Linked DNA regions of Homo sapiens: regions 1 and 2 are each linked to region 3. The links are chromatin contacts, found by Hi-C or POLR2A ChIA-PET in ENCODE. All regions are on one chromosome and are shown on one strand. Each heading gives the region's core, a stretch centred on a gene start or an enhancer-like site at or near the end of the contact. The rest is flanking DNA. Distances are from core to core; before and after follow the strand shown.

Evidence for each region. A loop is a pair of places that touch in the nucleus more often than their neighbours do. ChIA-PET counts read pairs that join two places held with the same protein, here RNA polymerase II (POLR2A). Pooled maps may share reads with other maps.
Region 1: a loop to region 3 is called in a map of naive thymus-derived CD4-positive, alpha-beta T cell, with 2.2 times the contacts of the local background. The contact joins the enhancer-like site here to the promoter of LINC02656 in region 3. A Hi-C loop is called at or near these places in 1 of 168 maps with a recorded cell type or tissue (naive thymus-derived CD4-positive, alpha-beta T cell), 1 of 37 single-sample maps with no recorded cell type and 5 of 50 pooled maps. POLR2A ChIA-PET finds 5 or more read pairs at or near these places in 2 of 52 experiments (T-cell and activated CD4-positive, alpha-beta T cell).
Region 2: a loop to region 3 is called in a pooled map, with 2.2 times the contacts of the local background. The contact joins the enhancer-like site here to the promoter of LINC02656 in region 3. A Hi-C loop is called at or near these places in 2 of 168 maps with a recorded cell type or tissue (CD4-positive, alpha-beta memory T cell and naive thymus-derived CD4-positive, alpha-beta T cell) and 7 of 50 pooled maps. POLR2A ChIA-PET finds 5 or more read pairs at or near these places in 3 of 52 experiments (B cell, OCI-LY7 and naive thymus-derived CD8-positive, alpha-beta T cell).

What each region holds. Positions count from the first base shown.
Region 1 is chr10:6,497,569-6,500,268 of GRCh38, reverse strand. It overlaps PRKCQ (protein kinase C theta), which reads left to right. Exons shown (of 18, transcript NM_006257.5): 5 at 1,711-1,873. Among named protein-coding and RNA genes, the nearest start is that of PRKCQ, 81 kb to the left of the region's middle. Within about 2 kb of position 1,353, at least 5 of the 41 ENCODE cell types and tissues checked have a DNase peak (open chromatin) inside an H3K27ac peak, as active enhancers do.
Region 2 is chr10:6,100,126-6,103,159 of GRCh38, reverse strand. It overlaps RBM17 (RNA binding motif protein 17), which reads right to left. Exons shown (of 12, transcript NM_032905.5): 3 at 1,773-1,889. Among named protein-coding and RNA genes, the nearest start is that of RBM17, 13 kb to the right of the region's middle. Within about 2 kb of position 1,764, at least 2 of the 41 ENCODE cell types and tissues checked have a DNase peak (open chromatin) inside an H3K27ac peak, as active enhancers do; they include B cell and OCI-LY7, where a contact is called at or near this core.
Region 3 is chr10:6,348,768-6,351,790 of GRCh38, reverse strand. It overlaps LINC02656 (long intergenic non-protein coding RNA 2656), which reads right to left and starts at 1,475. Exons shown (of 1, transcript NR_148966.1): 1 at 1-1,475.

The DNA of each region.
Region 1 (2,700 bases), core at 104-2,603, 150 kb before region 3:
TTCATCTGGACCAAAATAGAAACAAGTCACATGTTATAAACAAATGACCTACTATACTAGTCACAAGTTGTAAATAGATTTGGACATTTAGACCAGAACTTGTGGAAGAAGGTGATTAACTCAGTGATCCTTAATTTAACCCCTCATTTACCAAGCCAAATCTATTATTTCCAGCCTAGTTCCAGGTAAAAAGACCAAAATTACCTACTCTTAAAGTATTAGGCAAAGTATTATGTCCCATCTGTGGAACTGTTAGAGGGTTACTGGAAATGCTTTTTGTCTGGAAGTTGGGGTTGCCATAAAACAAATCTGCGGACACTACAGAAAAGACTTCAGTCCTACAATGTGTCCTGGGATGTGGCTGGATTCCTGGGGGAGGTTTCTACCCACACAGCTCCTCCTTTGTCTACCTAGAGTGTTTCTAATCTAGCCACTGTTAGGGATTGGACAATAAGGTATCTTGGAAGATAATTTGCCCCAAACGCATTGTCAGGCTACTGCCACTGCTTAGCCACAATAGAAGAAATTTAGTTTGAATATTATTAACTCATTGTGAAATATGATGAACCTGCTTTTTAAATGAAACCTCAATGTTTTGTATTTGTAACAAAATAGAAGAAGTAATCCAAGAGTCTTCAAGCTATTACAAAATTATAACTCTGGGATTTAAATTCATTATCCTTATTTATTTATTCACATATTTATTTGTGTATCATTTTTGTTACAGCAGTGGATATTTTTATTTCTTTACTGTTCCTTGTGTTATTCTCTCTCACCTGCTGTGTCCACTGTGCTGTTTAACCATGACTGCCTTACAATTTGGTGTTTCATGAGGACCTGGGCTTCAGCAAGGGCATCCTGAGCATTCTCATAATTTGACTATCTTAGTTTTTCAACCCTTTGGAAAGATGTCATTCAGGTATAGGGCACTGTAAACAGTGACTATCCAAAGCACTTTCACCAATATTTATGAGCCCAGAGTAAAATGAATAGATTGAATCTGATGGTTTGATGCTGATGACTAGGTAATGCACAGGATTACCTAGACACCAAAAAAATGCAGTGAGCTATTAATTTTCTGGCCTTTTTCACATTGGTAAATATGGTTGGCAGCTGGTGTGTCTGATCACTGTGGACATCAGGAACCAGGACACAATGTCCCAAAGTTCCTTTCTCCTCACACAAAATCCTGGTCAGCTCCCCCTAGTCTACTCCAGCATGTCTCCAACAACCTGCTATAAAGCATCCTGGCACCTCTGAAATGCTGTTCCCAAGAGGCTGTCAGTAACCATGTGATTCTCTAGAATTACAGACAGGAAAGCCTTTGCCACTTCCTGCCTTTTCTGACTGAGTCATCATTGATGGTGACAAAGAGAGGTTGATAGATCCCTTCAAAGTTCTAATCTCTGGTTTTGAAACTTGAAGAGGATATATCGCTCAGCCCAGTCAAAGAGGAGCGAAGGATTGAGCCAGCAATCCAACATTGTTTTCACCCTCTAACAATATGCCCTATGATGAATCTGTGTTGTAGAATTTGAGGAAAGATGCTTAGTGTGGTACCCACCATAATGAGTACCTGGAATGTTACAGCAGGTACTCAGAGCTGGTCCTCCTCCATCCCTTGCCCATCTCCCTCCCCTCCTGACCCAGCTTAGAATAGGAGTCGTCCTTTTGCAGAACTTCACTTTCTTCCCCTCTCTCTTCCTGTAGACACAAAGGACATGAATGAATTTGAGACGGAAGGCTTCTTTGCTTTGCATCAGCGCCGGGGTGCCATCAAGCAGGCAAAGGTCCACCACGTCAAGTGCCACGAGTTCACTGCCACCTTCTTCCCACAGCCCACATTTTGCTCTGTCTGCCACGAGTTTGTCTGGTACAGTAACTTGGCATCTCCCTCCAAGCTTCGGGTTATGCATTTTGTTGCGTCTTCTTAATCCTCTACGCTGGCATGCTCCACTGTGGGGGGTGTGCTGGAGTAAATGCTACCTCAGCGTTGTCAGGGACCTTGCCTGAACTGAGAAGGTTCAAATGGTGTGATCCAATAAAAGAGGTGCATGAGGAAGCCAGGTCTAGTCAGGAAAAATGCCCATGGGATTTTAGTTTCTGCCTCAATGGGGGGGCTATTGGGGGTAAGTGGGAAGAAACAGAAGTGAAAGGTATCTTTATTACAAACAGTTTTCCAGTTTTATAGTCAAAACTTCCCCCACCTAATGGCCCAACCCTGCTGGTGCTACTTTTTCCAGCAGGCAGCACTCTGCCATTGTAGCTAATGGTTTAAATGCTTATGAGGCTCTTGGGTATCTTAATAGCCATCAAACAGATCAGTTTAAACCTCAGTAACCACATAGCAAAGGCTATGACAGAGTGGAGACTTGAAATAACTCCTGTTTCTGGCTCTCAGCATCCTAGCCTATTAAGGGATACTCTTCCCTTTAGGCTACTGCAGAAACTGTTAAAGCACAGCTCCTGTGTAACCAGGGTATCCACATGCCAGATCGACTTGGCGGGTTTTCATCAGCCTGCTTTCGTCTAATCACTTGAACCTCCTTTCTCTCTAATCATGGATGTCACTCAGGAATCGGTCCTGCATGTGAGACTTTGTTGGTTGCAAATATTCTCAGATGCTCAGAAAGAGGAAATAAAATGTTACAGATGTCTTTGTTCGTCTGTAGTGAGCTCAGCGAGGCCATGAATTTTTAA
Region 2 (3,034 bases), core at 515-3,014, 250 kb after region 3:
CACCTCAGAAAATCTAAGAAAATAACCCTAATTACATAGAAACATCTCTGTAAAGATGTTCATTAGAGGGCCGGGTGCAGTGGCTCATGCCTGTAATCTCAGCAATTTCGGAGGCCAAGGCATGTGGATCGTTTGAGCTCAGGAGTTCAAAACTAGCCTGGGCAACATGGTGAAACCTCATCTCTACAAAAAATTAGTCAAATGTGGTGGCATATGCCTGTGGTCCTAACTACTCAGTAGACTGAGGTGGAAGGATCGCTTGAGCCCAGGAGGAGGAGGCTGCAGTGAGCCAAGATTGCACCACTGCTCTCCAGCGTGGTGACAGAGCAAGACCCTGTCTCAAAAATAAAAACCACAAAAAGATGTTCATTAGAGTGGTATTTATAAAGGCAATGTAAAAGCAAATCTAGGTGGTTTTACAGTTAGGGAATACTTGTGTAAATTATGATGCATTCGCTTAATGAGAATTAAAAACTGATCGTGAAAACTATGTAACAAGGAGGAAAAAGGCTTACTCATTAAATAGGAGACTAATATTATAGGTACTAGAACCAATACACGATTACAGAAGAAACTATGAACCAGTTTTTAAATTAGATGTAGCAGGAATAAACTAGGTATCAAATTTATGGGGGAAAATGCTCAATGACTAGGAATCAGCAAAAAAACACCTCCACCATGTGGTGCTTCCCCTCCAGAAGAACTACCAGCCCTCAGGAACAGCACCCGCTCCCCTCAGAAAAGGACAACTCAAGGGTAAGCTGCAGCCACAGACTGGCCCAGAACATAAGCAGGACAGGCAGGAGACGGAGCCCAACCCAGAACAGTGACGTGAAACAGATGGGCAGGAGTGTGCCCTTTGCCCCAGCCTGATGCAGCCCTTCCCACAGGTGGTGGGGAGGACAGGCGCGCCTTGCTAAGAAACTGTCTCGATAGCACTATTATTAATCTTTTGGTCATTTTTCATCAAGCGGTTTTGTGCAATTCATGATGCTGTTTAAATGACCACAGTCATTATTTGAACGCCATCTGTGGAAAGATAAATGTATACTTAAATTGTGGGTATAATTTTAACTAGTTTATTCACTCATTTTACCTCATTTTGTCTAGTTTTAACTATGATTTTGAGTTATCCTTTTCCAGATCTTCTTCATCCTCAATAACCCAATTTATAGAGTTGACCACATGTTTGTTTTTAAGCATATGTAAAATCACTGGAATCATACAGGTTAGGGTGGTAGAAGTGGGTTTTAAAACCCCTTTCTCTGTTTTAATCCACAATAAATCAGTAAGTACTAACACTGTTTATGATAGCAAAAAATAGAAACAACCCATATATCCAGCATTAAAGGAATTAAATTATAGTCCATCTATATACAAGGGAATATAGTGAAGCCATAAACGTGATCATACAGTCCTGTATTTTTTGACAGAGTCACAACGTATTAAGTAAGAAAAGCAAGTTAGCAGAAGGTGGAGTAGGCACAGGATGGAAAAATATTACGTTTTTCACTTCCGGATTGTATGACTGAAGGTAATTTGTTTTTCTTTCTGCGTATCTCTAGTTTCTGATTTTTCTACAACAAACTATTTAATTTCAAATAGATACATTTTAAAATTGGCAAAACAGAAGTAAAAATTAGGTGGAAAATGATACTAACTTGGTTTCAAAGGCCCACCAAGGAGGCCATCTGTTAAGAGTAACTCATATGCAAAATAAGCCACATGGGAACAGAGACACGTATCAAGCTCACAGGCAGGCGCGGGCTTACCTTCAGCCCAGCTGCTACATGCGGTGGAGTGTCCACAATTTGCCGGTCATCTGAGGAGCCACCTCGCTTCAGGTCAATGACTGGGGCGAGGACTGTACTTTGTTTCGTCCTTTGGCTCTAAAATCATCAAAAACAAGGAAAACATACTGAAGTTTCAAATTAAAATTCACACTGTTTGCAACAAAGATTTTCTTTCTGGTCCCTGCAACAAACCTTTGAGATATGAGAAAACCATAATCTCAAAACAACAGCCTTTTAATTTATTACTATAATCATATATTATTTTCTTTCAGCTTTTTCAAAAACATGAGATTTTCTCCATTTCTGTGAAAGGTTTACAGTAAACTTAGTCACTTTCAAAAGATACTTGGGGATAAGAGTTTTGTTCCCTCCTACTAGGATATAGAATCCTTCCTATCTCCTTTATTATGAATCTACAAAAAAAAGTTTTTAAAAGAAAATCATTTCTATACATTCAATTATTGTTAATGTTCTACCATACTTCTTGCCCTTACACCTGTATTTTTTGCTAGACCATTTGAAAGAAAGTTGGAGACATCATGACACTTCACCCCAATCTCCTGAAACCGTGGACATTCTCCTGTCAGATTACTACCCCTAATAAAATCACTAATTCCCATGTCATTTCCCATCCAGTTCACATTCAGATTCTCCAAGATATCCCAAAAATGTCCTTTAAACAGCTGATTTTTTTTTTGAACCAGGATCCTACCAAAGTTCCTGAAATGCTTTTGGTTTTTAAGTGTCTTGATTAAGAACAGTCCCTCTTCCCCATCATCATCATCACCATCATCTTCATCTCCTCTTCCTTTTTTTCCTCTGACACTATCTTGTAAAATGCTGTTTGTTCTAGATCTGTCTAATAACTACCTGGTTATTTAGTTGAGCTTGTTCCTCTATGCCTTGTAATTCCTGAAACCTGGAGGTTAAAGGCCTGATCGAATTCAGGGTAAAGCTTTTAGGCAGGAACACTTCCCAGGTGAGGCAGTGTGCCCCTTCCTGCAACACACAGCAGGCACACTGCGTCAGGCCGTCTAACAGCAATGCTAAGGTTGATCATATGGGTATGGTGGTAACCATTAGATCTTTTGATTAGAAAGGTTTAATTTTTCTCTTTTGCAATTTAAAGTGTTACAAATTTTCATTACCACTATAAAAGGCACAAAATAAGCCTTCATCTCTCTTGAATATAACAATACTTATAAATTTAAGCAAACAAAATTTAATCCAATTAACAACTC
Region 3 (3,023 bases), core at 226-2,725:
GGATCTGATCCTTGCCTCCCCATCCAACCACCTGCCTGCCTGCCTGTCTCCCTCTCTGCACTCCAGCCAGCTTGCATGTCTCTTCGTTCCTCCCCTGCACCAGGCTCCTTCTTGCCACAGGATCTTTGCACATGCTCTGGCTTCTGCTTGGAAAGCCTTCTCTGTCTCCTCCTCCCTCCTCCCATTCCTTGGTTAACTCTTAGTCATCCATCATCACAGCTGCAAAGTCACTTCCCTAGGGAAGCTGTCCCTTTTTGCAGGCTGGTCAGCTTCCTCGGATCTAAGCTGTTAAAAGTTCTGTGTATTTTCCCTTCTCTACACTTACCATAGTTGACATTTTATTTTTGCTCTGGGATTATTTGGTTAATGTGCTAGAATCAAAACTCCAGAAGGGCCAGAACACTATGGCTTTTTTTGTTATCACTATGTTCCCAGCACTCAGCAAAAGAAAAATAAAAAACCAGACCCTCATTGTCACCTAATGGTGGTACTGTAATTCTCTCATTCCTTCCAAATGTATCAGCTGAATTTTTCAATAAAGAAGACATTTCCCTTATCAGCTCTTCCGTAACTGTGAGGTACAGTTTATACAAGAAAAGCAGAATAAATGCTTGAATTTTCCCCTTCTATTTACCAGTTTTCAGAATAATCAGAGGTGACAGACTCCTCCAAAGGTAACAAATGAGTTTGGTTTTACCGTTTTGAGTATTATGAATTCATGGATGTATACATGTTGATGTGTTTCAGTCCACTAAAGTCATTATTCTTTGGGATGCTCAAATTGTCTCATTGTTGGCCAGTAGAAGCCTGGGCCCTTTTGCCATGACCTCAGTTGTCTTTAATAGCTGTCCGGCTTGTATGACAAGACATTCTTGGATCCCCTTGTACAGCTCCTGACACCAATCTGGTTCAGCTATTTCTTCAAGAAGGCCTGGTTCCTTGTACATTCTTATTCACCTGTGGTTTCAATTCCCTAGTCTCTAAAAGAAACACTACAAATAGAAATTCTGTTCTGATTTTTCTCCTGTACAGCGGACCTGTATACCTAACAGATGACTGGGCATTGCCATCTCTGCCCACAACACACATCCTGAATTTGACTTGTTTGCACATGAAGTCATCATCCCTCCCCAAGATGGGCTCTCTATTATGCCTTCCTTGGGGATCAGTACTTGGAGTCGGGTCAGGGCAAGATACTGTTAGTGACATGTGGAATTCAGCCACACCATCATGAGAAGGTCCTCTCTGTGTGTTCTGGCTAAACCAGCCTTCTACCAGGTTAGCACGATTCTGGGCTTTGCAACATTCATGACCTGTTTGAGGGCACTGAAGGAGATGCTCAGCCACATCCCTTAATTTGCATGAGCCTGTAGGAAAAATATGTTTAAGAAGTCTGGCTGTCTGAGCAGGCCAAAGGAGAAGATGGAAGAGAAGGTGGTTTCCTGAAAGCATGAAGCTGTATCTGTTCATATTTTGACACCATCCCAGGAAGAAGAGGCTGAGGTAGGAAAGTACAGTCAGCTCTGGGAGTTCCCTCTGGAGAAGCTGGCTATGAGACGTGGAAGAAGCTCCCCAGCTGCAGTAGAAGGCACGAGAAGGTTTCAGGCTTTCCAGGTGGGCGTAGAATGGGCAGCAGCACAGGCATAACCTGGAGTGGCACAGGTGCCAGGGAAGAGGGCAGACGCCATGCGTGACATAGCAAGGGGATCACACCGCATCCATTGTGCATGAGACCACTTTTCACCACCCAGGCGACTCAAGGAGATAACTGGATGGGTGGTTCCAGGAAAAGAATGGACATCCTGCTAGGCCATCATATGCTGTCTCAGAGCACTGAGGTTTGATAAATGTGGTGAATTTGGAGGCACTCACAGCTGAGTCCCAGCACAGAGTGGGCACATAAGCAACACCATTTTCTCATTGCCCAAGCCAGCCCCTGCCCACAGCACCTCCACTTCCCAGAGCCACACCCAATCAATGGCCAACTTATGATTCTAATCTTGAATGTCTGTCGAGATCTTTTCCTTCTCCATCACTAAGCTCTCTCCTTTAAGTAAAAATTTTTCTCCTGGAGGAATGCCTCCTGGCTGATGCTTCTGCAAATCACCTCACTTCTCTTCAAGCCCTCCTCTGTTACAGACTATTCCAAATTTTTTTTTGTTTTTTTGTTTTTTTGTTTTTAACTTTTGCCTACCTTGTCGGCTCACGCCTGTAATCCCAGCACTTTGGGAAGCCGAGGTGGGTGGATCACCTGAGGTCAGGGGCTCTAGACCAGCCTGGCCAACATGGTGAAACCCTAGCTCTACTAAAAATTCAAAAATAAGCCGGGTGTGGTGGTGGGTGCCCGTAATCCCAGCTACTCAGGAGGCTGAGGCAGGAGAATCGCTTGAACCCAGGAGGCGGAGGTTGCAGTGAGCCAAGATCGAGCCACCGCACTCCAGCCTGGGTGACAGAGTGAAACTCCATCTTAAAAAAAAAAAAAAAAAATGCCTACCTAAATCTAACGTAAAACTTTGAGCTCACTCTGAAATATATTCATATTTACTTACAAGGGGAAAATGCCCTATGAACTGAAAATTATGTGTATTTTAGAACATACACAAAAGAGAAGTTAAAAGAAAATGAGAAAAATAAATAGATGTGATAATACTTTATTTCATTACTCCGATTAATAGTCTTACCAAACTCACCCGAAGACTGCCTGCAAAGTTCTTGAAGGAGCTTGGGATTGTAGGTGCTTTTGATGTTTTATTCAGACTGGACTAGATGCTTTAACCCTGAAGGTGCATCTTACGTATCTAAAAAAGACTTCCCTTAGGGCTAAACATAACAGAAAAGTGATGAATGAAGGAATCTGTCCAACATGTCATCTTTGATTGAAGATAAATACATTCATCTTATGGTTCTAGCTCTATTAAATTGAGTCTGTTTAATACACCCTGTCTGCAGCTAAACTAATTATTTCAGGCTGGATTTTCAATTTCTTACCTAGCCCTAGGATAAAACACAGAGTTGAATGGTTA